Regions from separate parts of the Homo sapiens genome. Here region 1 is linked to region 2. A link is an interaction called in ENCODE POLR2A ChIA-PET data of the cell type or tissue named here. Cell type or tissue: PC-3. All regions are shown on one strand. Links, peaks and the distances in the headings refer to the core of each region. The heading gives the core; the rest is flanking DNA.

Region 1 (10,261 bases), core at 986-8,985, 130 kb after region 2:
GGTGAAACCCCGTCTCTACTAAAAATACAAAAAAATTAGCCGGGCGTAGTGGCGGGCGCCTGTAGTCCCAGCTACTTGGGAGGCTGAGGCAGGAGAATGGCGTGAACCCGGGAGGCGGAGCTTGCAGTGAGCCGAGATCCCGCCACTGCACTCCAGCCTGGGCGACAGAGCGAGACTCCGTCTCAAAAAAAAAAAAAAAAAAGTTGTAGAGAAGAGAAAGAGAAAATAGTAGTTAAAAGGGCCAAAGGGTTAAGAGCATGGTTGCTAAACTATGCTCCAGTGTGTCCTGAGGCACAGCAACAAATTCAAAGGAATGAACCATAGAAGGAACAGAGAAGATGTCCAGGGAAACATACCAATGCTTCAGACACCACAGGAACTACTAGCTCAAGGGAATTCACAATTTCAGCATCAGATTGTACTATGTTCACTCCTTTGTGAAGTTGGGTTTCTGACAGTTGTTGGGATAAAAGGGAAATAGTGAGTGAAAATTGATGTGTGCAGAAAAAAGAGTGGAATTGTTCAATCTGATTTCAAGGCTTTGAGAGTTGTGAAGTGCTGGACAGGCATACACACTCCATTGTTATGTCATTGTGCTTATTTAAAAATGAAAAAAATAGGCCAGATGCAGTGGCTCATGCCTGTAATCCCAGTACTTTGGGAGGCTGAGGCAGGAGGATCACGAGGTCAGTAGTTCAAGACCAGGCTGGCCAATATGGTGAAACTCTGTCTCTACAAAAAAAAAAAAAAAAAAAAAAACCACACACACGAATATTAGCCGGGCGTGGTGGCACATGCCTGTAGTCCCAGCTTCTGGGGAGGGTGAGGCAGGAGAATCGCTGGAACCAGGGAGGCGGAGGTTGCAGTGAGCTGAGATGGCACCACTCCACTCCAGCCTGGGTGACACAGCGAGACTCTGTCTCAAAAAAAAAAGAAAGAAAGAAAGAAAAAAAAATTATTTTCTTCTATTTACGTGTATTACTTTTTTCAAGTGGTTACTAAGTTGCTAGGACATAAGTACTTGTTAAATTGTTTGGACCTTGGCAGGCATCATTTAAAAAATGGTTTGAGGCCAGGCGCAGTGGCTCACGCCTGTAATTCCAGCTCTTTGGGAGGCCAAGGTGGGCAGATCACAAGGTCAGGAGTTCGAGACCAGCCTGGCCAACATAGTGAAACCCCATCTCTACTAAAAATACAAAAAATAAGCCAGGTGTGGTGGCGGGCACCTGGAATCTCAGCTATCTGGGAGGCTGAGGCAGGAGAACTGCTTGAACCTGGGAGGTGGAGGTTGCAGTGAGAAGAGATGGTGCCACTGCACTGCACTCCATTCCAGCCTGGGTGACAAGAGTGAGACTCCATCTCAAAAAAAAAAAAAAAAAAAAAAAAGCATACATCTTACCACCTTGTCATTTTTGTTTTGATTTATTTTAAAAGATTTGTAGAGAAGAATGGATTAGTAATCACAAAGAGTTATAAAAGAGAATCGAGTGTGGACATTGAAAGAATTAGCATTTGAAGCACAAAATGATGGTGAAATGGAACCTAATCTTATCTCTGGGGTCAGGACACCCTGCATAGTCTTTAGGATCTACAATCATGGCCCTCTTAACTCCCGGGGACAGTTGACACCTTAAAATGATAGATTTCTGGAAGAATGGCAGACCAGAGTTCCTAAATACTTGTGTTGTATAACTATCAATACTAATTAAAATACTTACTTTCTTTTGTACTTTTTCTGTTTTGTTTGTTTGGCTGTTTTATTTTTTTTCTTTCATGTCCATCCTAGTGGATGAGAAGGGGCATCTCACTGAGTTTTGTTTTGCTTTGAGACAGGGTCTTGCCCTGTCACCCAGTTGGAGTGCAGTGGTGTGATCATGGCTTACTGCAGCCTCGACCTCCTGGGATCAAGCAATCCTCCTGCCTCAGCCTCCTGAGTAGCTAGGACTACAGGTTTGTGCCACTACACCTGGCTAATTTTTTTTTTTTTTTTTTTTTTGGTAGAGACAAGGTCTCACTATGTTGCTCAAGCTGGTCCCAAACTCCTGGGCTCAAGCACTTCTCCCTCCTTGGCCTCCCAAAGTGCTGAGATTACACGTGTGAGCCACTGCGCTTGGCTAAATTTTCTCTTGTTAGAGACATGGTCTGACTCTATCAAACAGGCTAGAATGTAGTGGCATGATCATACCTCACTGCAGCCTCAAACTCCTAGGCTCAAGCAATCCTCCCACCTTGACCTCTGGAAGTGCTGGGATTACAGATGTTCACCACCATGCCTGGCCAAATTTTCTTTTTAAATTCATCTTTCATTTGATAGAAATGAAAAAGAATCCTCAAAGGCCAAGCAAGTGGAAGCAGGAATCCAGAGAAATAAGGAAGACCTGAAATGTCAGAATACTGTGATCATCTACCAGTCCCTGATGTCACCAAGCTTTGATTCTGATAGCCATCAAAGACAAGTATACAGGACATGAGATGACCAACTTATGGAGGACAATACACAAAGCTCGTCTGTAGGTGTGGGTGGGGAGCAGCAAAGAAATGTGCCTGTCTCAACATCGGAACTAATGGAGAGAGAGGGGAAAAAAATTCCTCTGAACCACAAGTCATACCTCATGCAAGTTTGTGGTCCAATTCATAATTCTTGGGTGACGCGAAAAACCTCAAGCAAAGAAAGTCGTTTGGTACTGGGTTGCCATGCCTCCAGGCAATTGACAGAGGATCTGCAAATTCTCTCAGAGGAAAGCACCTTTAGATGGGGCACAGTAGCTCACGCCTGTAATCCCAGCACTTTGGGAGGCAAAGGTGGGCAGATCACCTGAGGTCAGGAGTTCGAGACCAGCCTGACCATCGTGGCAAAACCCCGTCCCTAATAAAAATACAAAAATTAACTGGGCATGGTGATGCACTCCTGTAATCCCAGCTACTTGGGAGGCTGAGGCAAGAGAATCACTTGAACCTGGGAGGTGGAAGTTGCATTGAGCTGGGATCACGCCACTGCACTTCAGCCTGGGCGACAGAGTGAGACTCCGTCTCAAAAAAAAAAAAAAAAAAAAAGGAAAGCAAATAAAATTACAATTAACTATTTAACAGGAAAACAAAGCATCATGAGTAAAAGCCAACAGAAGCAACAGACAGCAGAATCAGACCAGCAAAATGTTCAGCTGGTGGAACTGACAGATTCAGAATATAAAATTTTCAATAGATTTCCTGGAATATGGTGGACTGGGTTATTCAGACCAGCCCCATTACTGAAAAAAACAACAAATGCTGGCTAAAAGGAAAAAAATCTGGCCAGGCAAGGTGGCTCCCACCCATAATCCCAGTGCTCTGGGAGTCCCAGGCAGGAGGATCACTGAAGCCCAGGAGTTCAAGGTACTGTGAGCTCTGATCACATCAGTGTACTCCAGCATGGGTGACAGAGAAAGACTTCATCTCTAAAACAAAAACAGAAATAAAGAATAAAGGCCAGGTGATTGGCTCACGCCTGTAATCCCAGTACTTTGGGAGGCTGAGGTGGGGGGATCACCTGACGTCAGGAGTTGGTGACCAGCTTGAGCAACATGGTGAAAACCCATCTCTACTAAAAACATATAAATTAGCCAGGAGTGGTGGTTCACACCTGTAGTCCCAGCTACTTGGGAGGCTGAGGCAGGAGAATCGCTTGAACCCAGGAGGCAGATGTTGCAGTGAGCGGAGATCACACAACTGCACTCCAGCCTGGGCAAGAATGAAACTCCAAAAAAAAAAAAAAAAAAAAAAAAAGAGAGGAAGGAAGAAAGGAAGGGAGGGAGGGAGGGAGGGAGGAAGGAAGAAAGGAAGGAAAGAAATCTTAAAAACTTTGAAATCACTAAAAGCAGGACAAATCCTAAAAGTAAGAACTCAGACAGGCAAGTAGAACCTGAAACTGACTGTTCCTCGAGAGCAGTTTCCATTTTAGACAAACTTGAACTTTGGGTTTTGATAGTCTCCTGGGGTAAAGGGGGCAAGAGTCAAAGCCTAGGGGGACTACATGTTGGGAAGGCTGATTTGGGAGTCTCCTCATATCAAGCTGGCCCCCTCAAAGGGCTACAGCCCAGGATTAGGGCAAAACAGAAGTAAATTCATTCCTTTCTCTACCCTAGGGGACTCTGAGAAAAATTTGTTTGTCTAAAGAGAGCAAAGACGGGACAGTGCTGAGAAGTATAACACAGCCTAGCCTCTGCATGGATTTGCAGCTCAAAAGTATATTACCTGGCCAGGTGTGGTGGCTCATGCATGTAATCCCAGTACTTTGGGAGGCCAAACAGGAGAATCACTTGAGCCCCAGAGTTCAAGATTAGCCTGGGCAACATAGGGGGACCTCATCTCCATAAAAAATACAAAAAATAGCCAGGCTTGGTGGTCCCCATCTGTGGTCCCAGCTGCTGGGGAGGCTGAGGTGGAAGAGACCAGCGGGTAGAGGCGGCAGTAAGCTGAGATTGCACCACCACACTCAGCTTGGGTGCAGAGCGAGACCCTCTCAAAAAAAAAAAAACAAAAGTGCATTACCTTAAGCCCTAAATGTAGTTTAAAGTGTTCTCAGAATAGTGCCCTTAGGCACCTAGGATAAGTCAATGCAAGACCTCTCTGCAGGACTGCTCCTTCATCTAAAGCTATAAGGAAATCCTGCAAATAAATTCTCAAGGATAATGAGTGTGTTAATTTTCCATTGTTGCTGTAACAACTTACCATAAACTTGGTGACTTAAAATAACACACATTTATTATCTTACAGCTCTTTTTTTTTTTTTTTTTTTTGAAACAGAGTTTCACTCTTGTCACCCAGGCTGAAGGACTGCAAAGGCGTGATCTCGGCTCACTGCAACCTCTGCTTCCCAGGTTCAAGTGATTCTCCTGCCTCAGCCTCCTGATTAGCTGGGATTACAGGCGCCCGTCACCACGCCCAGCTAATTTTTTTTTGTATTTTTAGTGGAGACAGGGTTTCACCATGTTGGCCAGGCTGGTCTCAAACTCCTGATCTAAGGTGATCCACCTGCCTCGGCCTCCCAAAGTACTGGAATTACAGGCATGAGCTGCTGTGCCTGGCCTATTATCTTACAGCTCTTGAAGTCAGGAGTCCATACTCGTCTCATTGGACTAAAATCCAGATGTCATCAGGGATGCTTTTCTTCTGACAGGAGCTTCTAGGGCAGAATCCACTACCTTGCCCTTTTCCAGTTTCTAAGAGCTTCTTGCATTCCTTGGCTAGTGGTACCTTAATGAATCTTTAAAGCCAGTAAGGATGGCTCAAGTCCTTCTCACATCAAGTCTCTCTGCCATAACTTCCCTAGTCACACTTCTTTCTCTCACATCTCCTGCCTCCCTCTTTCATTTATAAGGACTTATTTATGTGATTACATTGGGTTCACACAGGTAATCCAGGATAATCTCTGCAACTCAAGACCCTGAGTTTAATTACATCTGTAAATTCTCTTTTGCCATTCATGCAGATTAGGATGTGGACATCTTGTGGGGAGGGCATTATTCTGCCTACCAAAATGAGTATTACATATTACATAGTAAAAATAATTAAGCTGATGAGGAAGTCATATACCATGAATGAGAATCAGCAGAAAAGACAGATGAAACATACATACATACAGATATAGATCATGAGCCAGTTGGACTTCATGTAGGAATGTAGAATTGCTTTGACATTAGAAAAATCCATTGATATAATTCACATTAAGAAATTAAAAGAGAAAAATTATATCAGTAGATGCAAAAAATGCATCTGATGTTGTATTAGTCTGTTCTCACACTGCTAATAAAGACGTACCCAAGACTGGGTAATTTATAGAAGAAGAGGTTTAATTGACTTACAGTTCTGCAGGGCTGGGGAGGCCTCAGGAAACTTACAATCATGGTGGAAGGAGAAGCAAACATGTCCTTCTTCACATGGCGGCAGGAAGGAGAATTGCTGAGCAAAAGAGGGAAAAGCCCCGATAAAACTGTCAGATCTTGGCAGAACTCACTCACTATGAAGAGAACAGCATGAGGGCAACCACCCCCGTGATTAAATTACCTCCTGCTCTGTCCCTCCCATGACACATGGAGATTATGGGAACTACAATTTAAGGTGATATTTGGGTGGAGATACAGAGCCAAACCATATCAGATGTGATTAAGCATCATTTATTAAATCAAAATATTAGTTGTCAGTGGCTGCTATAACAAATTACTATAAATTTGGCAATTAAACAGAATTTATTTTCTCAAAGTTCTGAAGGCTAGAAGTCCAAAATCAAGGTGTTGGCAGGGTCAGCCTCCCTTCAGAAGCTCTATGGGAGAATCTGTTCCTTGCCTTTCTCAGCTTCTGGAGCATTCCTTGGCTTGTGGCCACATCACTCCAATCTCTGACTCTGTCTTCACGTGGCCTTCTCCTCTGTGTCTGTCTGTGTAAAATCTTGCTCTGCCTCTCTTTTAAAAGAATTTGTGGCTGGGCTCACATCTGTAATTTCAGCACTTTGGGAGGCCGAGGCAGGTGCATCACTTGAGGCCAGGAGTTTGAGACCAGCCTGGCCAACATGGTGAAACCCTGCCTCTACTAAAAATACAAAAATTAACTGGGCTTGGTGGTGCATACCTGGAATTCCAGCTACTCAGGAGGCTAAGGCACGAGACATGCTTGAAACCAGGAAACTGAGGTTTTGGTGAGCCGAGATCACGCCACTGCACTCCAGCCTGGGCAATAGAGTGACACTCCATCTCAAAAAAAAAAAAAAAGAAAAGAATTTGTGTGACCATATTTAGGGCCCACCCAAATAATCCAGGATAAACTCTTCCTCTGAAAACCCTTAACTTAGTCATATCTTTTACTACATAAAGCAATATTATAGGATTTTTGTTTTGTTTTGTTTTTGAGACAGAGTCTCGCTCTGTCACCCAGGCTGGAGTGCAGTGGCATGATCTCGGCTCACTGCAACCTCTGCCTCCTGGGTTCAGGTGATTCTCCTGCCTCAGCCTCCCCAGTAGCTGGGATTACAGGCACATGGCACCACACCTGGCTAATTTTTGTATTTTTAGTAGAGACAGGGTTTCACCTTGTTGGCCAGGCTGGTCTTGAACTCCTGACCTCAGATGATCTGCCTGCCTCAGCCTCCCAAAATGGTAGGATTACAGGCTTGAGCCACTGCATCTGGCCAACAATGCTGTAGTTTGAACATGTGACTTTCCAAACCTCATGTTGAAATTTGATCCTTAATGTTGGAGGTGGGGCCTAGTGGGAGGTGTTTGGTCATGGGGACAGATCCTTCATGAATAGGTTAATGTCCTCCCTGAAGGGGAGGGGAGGAAGTGAGTGAGTTCTTGCTCTACTAGTTCCCATAGGAGCTGGTTGTTAAAAAGAGCCTGGCACCTCCCGCCTTGCTCTGTTTTTTTTTTTTTTTTTTTTTTTTTAATTGAGACAGAGTCTCACCCTGTGGCCCAGGCTGGGGTGCAGTGGCACAATCTTGGCTCACTGCAACCTCTGACTCCCGTGTCCAAGCGATTTTCTTGCCTCAGCCTTCCCAGCAGCTGGGATTACAGGCACCCGTCACCACACCTGGCTAAATTTTTTGTATTTTTAGTAGAGACAGGATTTCGCCACGTTGGCCAGGCTGGTCTCAAACTCCTGACCTCAGGTGATCCACCCACCTCGTCCTCCCAAAGTGCTGGGATTACAGGCATGAACCACCACGCCCGGCTCCAACTTGCTCTCTTGCTTCCTCTCTCACCATGTGATCTCTGCACATGAGGCTTCCCTGTGCCTTCTGCCATGAATGGAAGCAGCCGAAGGCCACACCAGAAGCCGAGGAGCAGATGTCAGCACCACACTTCTTGTACAGCCTGCAGAACAGCAAACCAAATAAACCTATTTTCTTTATAAATTTCCCAGCCTCAGGTATTTTTTTAAATATTATTTTTTTTTTTTCCTACCAGGAACCTCAGGTATTTTTTATAGCAACACAAAATAACTAAGACACGTAATTTTGCTCTATTTGCCGTGTAAGATAATATTCACAGGTTCTAGAGATTAGAAAGTAAATATTGGGCTGGGCGTGGTGGCTCATGCCTATAGTCCTAGCACTTGGGAGGCAGAGGCAGGAATATCATTTGAGCCCAGGAGTTTGAGACCATCCTAGGCACCATGGTGAAACCCCATCTCTACACAAAATGCAAAAAAAGCCAGGTGTGGTGGCTCACACCTGTAATTTCAACACTTTGGGAGGCCAAGGCAGGTGGATCACTTGAGGTCAGGAGTTCGAGACCAGCCTGGCCAACATGGTGAAACCCCATCTCTACTAAAAATACAAAAATTAGCTGGGTATGGTGTCATTTGCCTGTAATCCCAGCTACTCAGGAGGCTGAGGCAGGGGAATTCCTTGAACCCGGGAGGCAGAAGTTGCAGTGAGCCAAGATTGCATCACTGCACTCCAGCCTAGGTGACAGAGCAAGACCCTGTCTCAAAAAAAAAAAAAAAAAGCAAAAAAAATTATCTGGATATGGTGGTGCATGCCTTTGGTCCCAGCTACTTGGGAGGCTGAAGTGAGAGAATCACTTGACCCCAGGTATCAAGGCTGCTATAAGCTGTGATACCATCACTGTACTCCAGCTTGGGTGACAGAGGAAAAGAAAAAAAAAATTAGAAAAAAGAAAAAAGGAAGTAAACATAACTGGAAGGAGGGGGATTTTTTTTCAGTTTACCGCAAAAATAACCCATGAACTAATTTTAAAAGACAACTTATTTAATCTATTTCATTGGGATCTAAAAAAGAGCTATAGCAAACATCATGTGTGATATTAATGCTTAAAACATTCCTTTAAAAAGCAGGAATAAGAAAGAATATCCACTATTACCACTTCTATTCTACATTATTGTGGAAACCCAAGCCAATACAGCAAGAAAAAAATTAAAATTCCAAAGCAAAAAAGAAAAAATATTATTTTTGACACAAATGTCTATATAGAAAACTTATAAAATGTCTACAGATAAATTATAGAATTAATAAGAGTTCAAGACAATTACATTTCCATATGACCACATATGGAAGTTATATTTGAAAATGTAATTAATTTTGGAAAATACCATGTGAAATAGCAACTAAAACAGTAGAGGGTGTTATACTTCCTGCCATGACAGAATACCTGGAACTATATTTGCCCTCTGTCTTAATCCGTTTTCTGTTGCTACAACAGACCATAGACTAGGTAATTTATAAAGAAAAGAAGTTTATTTGGCTCATGGTTCTAGATGTTGGGAAGTCCAAGAACATGGCACTGGCATCTGGTGAGGGCCTATTTGCTGTGTCAGAACATGGCAGAGAGCATCATATGGGGAGAGAGCAAGAGTGTGTATATAAGCTCAAGTCTTGCTTCCTCTTTATTTTTATTTTATTTTATATATTTTTGAAATGGAGTCTCACTCTGTCACCCAGGCTGGAGTACAGTGGCGCAATCTCTGCTTACTGCAACCTCCGCCTCCCAGGTTCAAGCGATTCTCCTGTCTCAGCCTCCTGAGTAGCTGGGACTACAGGCATGCGCCACCACACCCAGCTAACATTGTATTTTTAGTAGAGATGGGGTTTCACCATGTTGACTGGGCTGGTCTTGAACTCCTCACCTCAGGTGATCCACCTGCCTTGGCCTCCCAAAGTGCTGGGATTACAGGCATGAGCCACCATGGCTGGCCATTGCTTCCTCTTCTTATAAAGCCATCAGTTGCATCATGGGGCCCTCACCCTGATGACCTTACCTAATCCTCATTACTTTCTGAAGATACCACCTTCAATCAACGTATGGATTTGAGGATTAAGTTTCCAACGCATGAAATTTGGAGGACACATTCAAACCACAGCACCCTCTTGTATAAATAACCAGAAAATGTACACACACTATATGGAACAACTAGATATTGGACAATTGGACATTGAAGAATAGAGCAGGAAAACAAAGATGTTATCACAACAATACTTCTGCTTTCTGCCTAGTAGCTCTTTCTGAATCACATTATAGGAAGGGGGAACCCAAACAAAGCATAGAAGTCTTGCTGAATTAAGGAGACAGATCAGATTTTGGAAAGGTTGAGGTGGCCGGAATTTGCAGAGCAGAGTAGTAGAGAGGAGTTAGTTATGCAGAGAAAGGGCTCTGGAAATCTGCACAGAGGCCACCTTGAGTTTCTGGCTGAATATAAAGCAGCACATGCATAGCATGGAACACCACAAGGTCAGGCAAAGAAAACTAGTTAACGGCTGCTGAAAGCTGAA
Region 2 (10,261 bases), core at 1,362-9,361:
CTCTATAAGTTACTGGCACCACTATGACAGCTGAGAAGCGAAGCTAAAACATCACTTTCCCCCAGACCAACAACACTGAGTGTTCTATTTTATCACACTAACAACATGAGATTAATTTAAGGTATGGAATTTACTTCCCGTGGGTGCCCTATTCAGTACCTAGTAGATACGTATATTAGATATCAGCTGTAATAATTTTCATTTTAAAAGCCACAAACTAAAGATACATATAAACTGCCATCATTAAAGATTTCTATCACTATGATTACCTTTTTCTGAAATAATAAAAAGGACAGGACAATACACAGAGAAAGAAGGCTTCTCAAGGATTAAAAGCTCTTACAAGACTTAGTATTTATTATTTTTAAAAATATGGTAAAATGTATACAACATATAATCTGCCATTTTAATGGCTTATATATTCATATTAAGAAAAGTATTGAAATAGTACTGTAATACTGACTAAAACATGGGATTCTTTCTTGCAAAAAACTCACTATGATTACCTGAATTTGGAAACTAGTGTTAGTAAATATCTTTTTTATATTCTACTGCTGAAAAAGTAATTAAAATATGCCATTAGTGGTTAAATTATTTGTATTTCAGGTAGTAAAATAAAATACAATACTAAATATTACACTTTCCAGTTTTTCTTTTCTTTTCTTTTTTTTTTTTTTTTTTTTTTTTTTTGAGACTGAGTCTTACTCTTGTTTCCCAGGCTGGAGTGCAATGATGCGATCTCAGGTCACCACAACCTCCGACTCCCGAGTTCAAGCGATTCTTCTGCCTCACTTTCCCGAGCAGCTGGGATTATAAGGCGCCCGCCACCATGCCCAGCTAATTTTTGTATCTGTAGTAGAAATGGGGTTTCATCATGATGGCCAGGCTGGTCTCGAACTCCTGACCTTAGGTGATCCACCTGCCTCGGCCTCCCAAACTGCTGGGATTACAGGCGTGAGCCACCCCGCCCAGCCTATACTTCCTAGTTTTTCTGCATTCTTTTCTTAAAATTCACAAATGGTTCCTAATAACTGTAGCCAAAAATCTTTATAAAGACAGCTTATTGAGACAGCCTGGCCAACATGGTGAAAGCCTGTCTCTATTAAAAATACAAAAATTAGCCGGGCACGGTGGCGCATGCCTGTAGTCCCAACTACTTGGGAGGCTGAGGCGGGAGGATCGTTTGAACCTGGGAGGCGGAGGTTGCAGTGAGCTGAGATTGCACCACCACACTCCAGCCTGGGTGACAGAATGAGACTCCGTCCCAAAAAAAAAAAAAAAAGCTTATTATGTAACAGGTACCTGCTAAGTACTTTACATGCATTACTGTTTTTCTTCTTAGTGAGGTATCAATTCGCATATGATACATTTCACCTTTATCAAGTGTACAACTCAGTAGTTCTAAGTATGTTGACAAAGATGTATAACCACCACCACCACCACGAATTTCAGAACATTGTCATCATGCTGAAAGGGAACTGTACCCATCGGCAGTCACTCTCCATTCTTTCCCACCCCCTCACCCCTAAGCCACTGGTAACCACTTATCTATTTTCTGTCTCTACTGACTTGGCTTTTCTGGACATTTCATATAAATAAATCGTAATATGTGATCTTTTGTGTCTGTGTGTGTGTGTGTGTGAGATGGAGTTTCAGTGTGTGTGTGTGTGTGTGTGTGTGTGTGTGTGTGTGTGTGTGTGTGATGGAGTTTCAGCTCGTCGCCCAGGCTGCAGTGCAATGGCACGATCTCGGCTCACTGCAACCTCTGCCTCCAAAGTTCAAGCGATTCTCCTGTTTCAGCCTCCCAAGTAGCCGGGATTACAGGCGCACACCACCACGCCCAGCTAATTTTTTTGTAGTTTTAGTAAAGACAGGGTTCCACCATGTTGGTCAGGCTGGTCTCAAACTCCTGACCTCAAGTGATCCACCCACTTCAGCCTCCCAAAGTGCTGGGATTACAGGCGTGAGCCACCGCGTCCAGCCTGTGTCTGGCTTCTTTTACTTAGCACAGTATCATCAAGATTCAACCATGCTGTGGCATGTGTTAGTACCATGCATTACTCTTTAGGTCTTCAAAACAAACACTTAAGCTCAACACAATAATTGGCCCATTTTACATTAAAAAAAAAAAAAACTGAGACAATGAGACATGAAGTAACTGGCCCTCTTTGAGTCTCTCTGAATTCAAATTTGTTCATTGCATTTCTATAGAGATGTGTAAATTGTAAACATTATATACCAACTTATATGGAATAAAGTATACATTAAAAAAGAAAACTGCTACGTAGGCCCATGACTATAAGTCACAATTTCTTTTAAATTTTTTCTTTTCTAAAAAATACAGCCAGTGATCTCTATGGTGTTTTCAAACTCCAAGATATTGTTAAAACATTAAAGGCTTATTCACTTTCTCTTCAACTCTGATCTGGTGCCCAATCTTTCAGAATAAAAGACTAATTACTAAAGATCATTGATATCATGATATATTGTTGAGAATATGGCTTCATAAAGTATACAGTGAACTCAACAGGTCAACATAGCAATAACGTAGTTCATAGTATGAAAAGGAACTCAGTATTTACTTATATTGTCTGTAAATATTACCTGTTTATATTGCAACAAATCAAAAAGTAGCAAACATCATTTTTAGGGTTACAGAATTTTTTTAAAAGTCTCTCTGGAAAGATCCTGACAGTTGCACATGAGGACACTTCCAGGAAGAATTATGGATGAGTTCTTGACGAACTGAGCCAGAATGTTATATATAACTGAACACTTCAAACTCAGTGTAAAATCTGCCCAGCAGCAGTCAGTAGATAATCTTTCTGGTCTTTTGGTAACCTTAAGGATGGACTGACTGACTTAAAATTGTCTGTCAGCATGTGTAGGTGTCTGCCATAGGTAATAACATAGATGTAAATGGCAGCTGGTGTATGAAACACCCTAACTGAATACTGTATTTGGAAAAAGCAAGCTGAATTGCTCAGAAAAGGCAAATATAATACATAAAAGACTGAAGAAGAAAGAAGGGAGTAAAGCAGTCTATATATTTATTGTAGAGCAGAATACATATTTATCGCAACATTATGTTACGTTATCTTTAATCAGAAATAGCATTTTAAAGATGTGACTTAAAAGAGTCTGAAAACTTCACTGAATTATATTTGAAAAAAACACCCCAAGACATTTTAGTAAGACTTAAAACACAAATTGAAATACCAATGTAGAGTTTATATTTATAAAAATAAGAATCAGCATTGTGAAGCATGGTAACTCCTTAATGGAAACTAACCAGAAGTGAGAATTAAAAAAAAAAAAAAATTTAAATATAGTTTGGGACAGAGAATTCTGAATCATATAATTTTAATTAAGGTAAACAGCCTATGTTATCAGCAATTGCTCTTCTAGAGTAACGCTATAAAATAGGACCTCCTGGAAATGTTCTGTACTTGTGCCGCTCAATTTGGTAGGCACTAGCTAATGTGGCTGTTGAGCATTTAAGTGTGACTGGTGTGACTGAGGAACTGAATTTTTAATTTTTTATAAATTTAAATAGCAATAGGTGACTAAAGGCTACCATACTGGACAGTACAAGTCTTGAGTAACACGTGACATCATGCTGTAAAAGGACCCTACCATTACTGTTCCGGAAACTTTCAAAAGTTAAAGAGGAGACTAGGGTTATTCATGTTGGGTGGGCAGGGAAGGGACAATAGGAGAAAAGAAATGTCCAAAGAAACCTAAATTTTACCTCCATGATTTTAGCAATGTTTCCTTCAAATCCATGGACTAGGGCTACGAATATTAAAAATAAAATAAATAAATAAAGAAGAAAGGGAAGCAGAAATCACAAAGACAGAAGGAAAGATTTCCTAAGTAATGGCCACTAAGTATTAGCAGCAGTCAACATTTATTATGCAGTCTGTTTTATGTATTGTACTAAGCACTGCACATGTATTTTCATTTGACCCTCAAAATGAGTCTTCCAGGTACTTTTTATTTCTAGTTTTATAGATGAGGATATTGAGACTTAGGAAGTTAATTTGCTGAAACAAAAATGCATCTTCTAATGAAAATCTAGCAACTAGCATCCTTTCTCTATGTTCTAGCTGTATCTTACGTACCCAATCTGTTACAGCAATTCATACATTATATTGAAATAGAATTTACTGGTTGTTTCTCACTAAAAGGTAAACTCCTTGAAGGCAGGAACTGTGTTCTGTCAATAACGTAATATCTTTCTCAATTACCTACTGTCACCAATTTTTATCAAGGCATCTGAAATATATATATTATTCAATAAGTATTTGCTGAATTGAGTATGAATTTGTTTCTACATTCCAATGATAAACATGTGGTAACACACTCTCTTTCTCTCAACCCTCAGGCATCTATATTTGAGTTTTGAAACAGGTTGAAAGTCTGTTTAAAATAGCATTTTGTAAACTATTTCAAATAATCTAGAAAGAAACTTGGAACTCTTATAATCCGATAAAAACATTTAACTTTAAGCTATTTTTTTCAGGCCCATTAATTTAAAATGTCACATTTCCCATATTTTTAGAAATATTTTAATAGAAACTTTAATACTGTGACTGAAACATTTCCTACACAAAAGTTGTGCCATATAACAACATTAACCTCTGTATGTTGATGTGTAAGCACGAAGACATACCTCTTAAGGTACTTGAGCTGAACATAGTGCCTACGTTAACTTTTAAGTAATAAAGCTTTGATGGTTTCCAATCTTTTCATCTTATTTATCAATGACACTTTTTAAAAACCTTTCACATTTTACTGAATTCTATTCTCTCCTAATGGGCACATTGCCAGTATCTACTAAGGTAGAGTGAGGCCTAGGACAAACTTAGGGAAGCCTGTCAAAAAATCAGAAAGAACCAAAGAAGGTATTCCCTCAGTCCTAATCCACAGACTTCCACCTCAACATTTCATGAAATTCAATCTATAGGCAAAATAAAAATATTCATATGAGACATGCTCTCAAGGCTCTAATATTACCAGAGATGGTATCAAATAAAACTCTTAAATACACCATGGAGCAGCTCTAGTTAAAAAATGATCTCACCTTCAGAAACAACTGTACATATGACTTCTGCTAACTGTTGTCTTAGGAGGAAACAAAATCATTATTCAGTTTAACTGCTATTTTTAAATTTGTTTCACTTTTCTTGTCACTAAGCTTATTTACAAAATTCTTTTAATCTATAGTAACATCAAAAATAAGACTTCGAATATATGAAAACTTGTGTTTGTTGGGGAAAAGATAAATGAACTACAACTAAATTTTATCACACCTATGAATCACTTGAGGATCTTTTAAAAACGCAGATCCTGATTCGGTGACTCTGGGATGGAGCCTAAGATTCTGAGCATCATAAGCTTCCAAGTGATGCTGAAGTTGCTGGTGCAAGGCTTTGTGTAGCAAGTAACTAATTTTTCCAGATTTCAGTGGTTTGATTCTTCTAGGTTTTGTTTTGAAGACAGGGTCTTGGGCTGGGTGCAGTGGCTCACGCCTGTAATCCCAGCACTTCGGGAGGCCAAGGCAGGTGGATAACCTGAGGTCAGGAGTTCAAGACCAGTCTGGCCAACATGGTGAAACCCCGTCTTCAGAGAAAAAAAGAAAAAAAAAATTAGCCAGGCATGGTGGCAAGCACCTGTGGTCCCAGCTACTTGGTACTGAGGCGGAGGTTGCAGAGAGGTGAGATCATGCACTCCAGCTTGGGCAACAGAACGAGACTCTGTCTCAGAAAAAAAAAAAGACAGGGTCTCGTTTTGTCGCCCAGGCTGCAGTGCAGAGGCGTGAACATAGCTCACTGAAGCCTTGACCTCCTGGGCTCAACTGATCTTCAAGTGATCTGCCTACCTCAGCTTCCCAAGTAGCTGGAACCACCAGGGCACACCACCATACCTGGCTAATATTTTTAGGTTTTTTGTAGAGATGGAGTCTTACGTTGTTGCTCAGGCTGGTCTCGATCTCCTGGGCTTAAGCAATCTTCCTACCTCAGCCTCCCAAAGTGCTGGGAGTGTACTGTGCCCAGTCTCTTCTCGTTTTTTAAATGTTCATTTATGCTTTCAACAAATTTTTACTAAATGTGTACTATGAGTCAGACATAAGCATTAATAAGATCTCTGTCCTCAAAGAGCTCATTTGCTTAAAATCAAAAAAGCAAACAGGTCAACAAGTAGGAGTCTATACGGTATAGATGGGGACAGCATTTCAGGGAGAAGAAACAGTCAAGCAGTAAAAGCACTCTGGAGGAACTGCTAAGGGTATCAAATTGCTGAAACACATCGTATTTACAGCAGAGATCAGATAAGAAACTGGAAAAGTAAACAGAGTTAGGTCATGATGAGTCCAGCAAGTCAGAATAAGCAGTTTAAATTTTATTTGGTAGGTTACCACAGAAATGAAGAACTTTTGGTAGGTGTGTTCAGATGTGTATTACAACATTAATGATCGTATAAACTAATAGCAGCTAACATTATTTACCCAGAAACTGTTTCAAGAGCTTTACATGTACTCAGTCACTTAACTCTACATCAACCTTATAAAATTGGTACTAACATGTTCATTCCCACTGAGAATTCTGAAGCACCAAAAAGAAAAATGATTTGCCCTCAATTCAAACTCTGGCAACGTAAGCTCCAGATGCTACGCTCTCTCTTCACCTAGGAAAATTCTGGAAAAATTACTCTGGTAAGCATTGCAGAAGTTGTGTTTGTCAGTGTTGAGCCTGGAAGATAGTTTTGAAGCCACTGGAACTGTCAACGAAGGACTGAATCAAGGCCGGGCGTAGTGGCTCACGCCTGTAATCCAACACTTTGGGAGGCCAAGGTGGGCAGATCACGAGGTCAGGAGTTCGAGACCAGCCTGGCCAACATGGTGAAACCCTATCTCTACTAAAAATACAAAAATTAGCTGGGCATGGTGGCATGCGCCTGTAATCCCAGCTACTTGGGAGGCTGAGGCAGGAGAATCGTTTGAAACTGGAAGGCAAAGGTTGCAGTGAGCCAAGATCATGCCACTGCACTCTAGCCTGGGCAACAAGAGCGAAATTCCGTCCCCCGCAAAAAACAGGACTGAACCAAGGCAAAGGCAATGGAAATGCAAATTTCAGTTATGTTTAGTGAGTAAAAATCCTAACCACTTTGTTACTAAGGGATGAGAGCAAAAGAGAATAGTTTCCTAGTCTCTAACTTGGGAGATGGAAAGAATGGGAATGTCAACCACTGGGAAAAGAGAAAACATTTTTGGCGGGAATTAGGAAGAGAAAATATAGAGATTAAGCCTGAGATACTTATAAGCTATCTAGGTAGAAAGTCAGGCAGACCTGAGTATCAATGGTGTACTCACTGGTATGTTGGTCCTAAGTGAGCTCATGTGGGCATGAACATGTGTGAACAGATGGAACCACATGGGAAGTTGTAGAATTCAAAAAAGAAACACTGACGATGGGCACAGGAGAGTGGTCTGCAAAGTCAAGGGAGTAGTTTCAAGAAAGTAGTCACTAACATTAAATCTGTGGTGCTATCAAGTAAGATAAGCAATGAAAATGGCTGCTAGATTTGGTCAATAGATCACTAGTGACTTTGGAAAGAAATTTCAATGGATTGGTGGGGTCAAAAGTCAACGACAGTGCACTAAGGAATAAAAGATGAAGAGACTGGGATAAATGAAAACACTCTTCCCAAAGATCATTCTACAAAAGAATAAACAGACCAGTAACTAGAAAAGAGAGAGGTTTTATTCTTTTTTATAAGTGAGAGATTTGAGCACATTAATAGCAACACCTGGTGTCAGTGAAGAGAGAGAGTTTTAAAAAAATACAGGAAGGCTGGGCGCGGTGGTTCACGCCTGTAATCCCAGCACTTTGGAAGGCCGAGGCAGGCGGATCACCTGAGGTCGGGAGTTCAAGACCAGCCTGACCAACATGGAGAAACCCCGTCTCTACTAAAAACACAAAATTAGCCAGGCGTGGTGGCGCATGCCTGTAATCCCAGCTACTCGGGAGGCTGAGGCAGGAGAATCACTTGAACCCAGGAGGCGGAGGTTGCAGTGAGCTGAGATGCACCATTGCACTCCAGCCTGGGCAACGAGAGTGAAACTCCATCTAAAAATAATAATAAAAAATTAAAAAATACAGGAAAGAGAAGACATTTGATGATGCAGTGTTCTGAGTGAACCAGGATAATTAAAAATTTGCTCAGGACCTACAGCGTGTTATGTCTAAAACTAGAGCAAGGTTTCCCAGCCTGGGCACTCCGGACATTTGGGGACAGTTCTTTGTTATGGGGTGGTGCCACCCTATGCGCTATAGAATATTTAGCAGCACCCTAATCTCTAATATTCACTGGATGCCAGCAGTACCCCACACCAAGTTGTGATAACCAGAAAGTGTCTCCAAAAACTGCTAACTGTCCCCTGGGCGGAGAAAAAGCAAAATCAACTCTAGCTGAGAACCACTGGTCTTGAGGCAGAGACCAGATCATTTAAATGAGTTGAGAGGTTACTGAAACAAATTACTATAGTCCCATCTACTAGTTACATAAGGAAAAGAGGCAAGTTTCTCTGCTGGGAGGGGAGTAAGATGGTAAAGGTGGCATGTGTTGTGGTGAGTAGAAAAGTTTTGAAGTAACTTGGTGAAATTCACCTACGGGAAGGCAAAACTGGGTATCAGAAATACTTTTCCTCCTCCCAGACTTAAAAGGCAAGTGTATGTCTCGTCTCTTTATGGGCTCTCCACAAAACAGTACACAAAAGGAACCTGAGGCATGAAGAAGGAACTGAAGGACCTTATCAAAATATTATTTCCAACAACTTAAGAAATGGGGTCATCCTGAAAAGTGTTCTGACCCTGAGAACCCACCTTTTTGTTTGCCCAAAGAAGAGTTTTAAGGTTAGAAATTGAATCTATCTTTTTTTAACCAGAGTATACAATTTGATGATAATTTTGTAAAGTCTTCAATAGGAAGGCTTCTATATTTTATTTACCCCAAACCCTATCCATTACAATCAAAACTTTGATTTTTAAGACACAAAAATAATCTGGTGTTTAAAATTAGGCATCATCTTTGAAACACTGTCACATTAACTTTCCTATACTTTTGGAGATGAGTCCGTATTATTACTAGTATTTGTACCTTGTGTCCTGAAAGCTTAATTACTGCACACTGTAAGAAACAACGGATCCAAAGATGTTGTAACTAATTGAATCTCCCTTCAACTTTATCTTCTAAATACAGTCTTTACTTCTTAAAAATTTGTTTTAACAATCTTAAACTTCCTGAGAAGGTTGAAAATACACTTGCTCACAATACAGCTTATGAGTTCCATGGCACTCATAAAAGTGAAGAGACCAGATGTAAGATAACAACTCCTAGCATTTGTCAGCATTATTAACAAGGAAAGTGATCTGAGAGAAACTTATGTCTTTAAATATCTCCCAGCCAGCACAGTGGCCCCCACCTGTAATCCCAGCTACTTGAGAGGCTGAGGTGGGAGGATCACTTGAGCCCAGGAGTTCAAGGCTGAAGCAAGCTATGATTGTACCACTGCACTCCAGCCTGGGTGACAGAGCGGAATCATTAAAAACAGTAACAACAAACCAAAAACCTCCAAAGACATAAAACTATAAAACCATGCCCTAGAAAGTTCTCTTTTTCCTACAATCACAAAGTGACTGAAGCACCTTTATGTGCAGCTCACAGAACTGAATTTGCACTTAGCAATTTTCCTTAAGAGATCTAATGCATCTCAACGTGAGTATCACTCTAAAATATGCTGAAACAACAATCTCAGATAGGACAGATTCTCACCTGTGATAAACCTCAAAATCTGCACATTTTCAAAAATGTAACATTTGTTATTAGAAGCCAACTGTTGGTCATAATCAGTTTCATTATGGCTAAATAAAATCCCTGTAGGCTCTACAACCATTTGAAGTTAACTTGAGTATGAAAAGAGAAGTGCTTTGGATACATTACCAATTCTCTTCCAAACAGAGAAAATTCAAGCTGAATTCTCTTTCAGATCTGCTACATGTACTAATGAAAGGACAAAAAAAAAAAGATTCCACATTCCAAAGACCAATGTGGGCGACATCATTCAAATGTATCTCTAACTGCAACCTGACCTGCACACATGACGCCTCATTTGATGGTCTAAGATAGGGAGCATTTTAGAAAAAGTCCATGAGCTTTACCCAAAATCTGACTTCAAAAATAATATGCAGGCCTACAT

What was found. Peaks named below come from ENCODE experiments on the same cell type or tissue, not always from the same donor. Only the 100,000 strongest peaks of a DNase experiment are listed, where the experiment ranks them.
Region 1: POLR2A ChIA-PET joins it to region 2 with 6 read pairs; 2 of 35 experiments call an interaction of 5 or more read pairs at or near these places.

Annotation. Positions count from the first base shown.
Region 1 is chr6:154,714,008-154,724,268 of GRCh38, reverse strand. No RefSeq gene overlaps it. Among named protein-coding and RNA genes, the nearest start is that of SCAF8, 14 kb to the left of the region's middle. In PC-3, for the core only: no CTCF peak of the experiment used is centred there; a DNase peak (open chromatin) is centred at 2,588; H3K27ac peaks cover 377 bases.
Region 2 is chr6:154,848,909-154,859,169 of GRCh38, reverse strand. It overlaps MIR1273C (microRNA 1273c), which reads right to left and starts at 5,810; the gene lies at 5,734-5,810. In PC-3, for the core only: no CTCF peak of the experiment used is centred there; a DNase peak (open chromatin) is centred at 6,339; H3K27ac peaks cover 498 bases.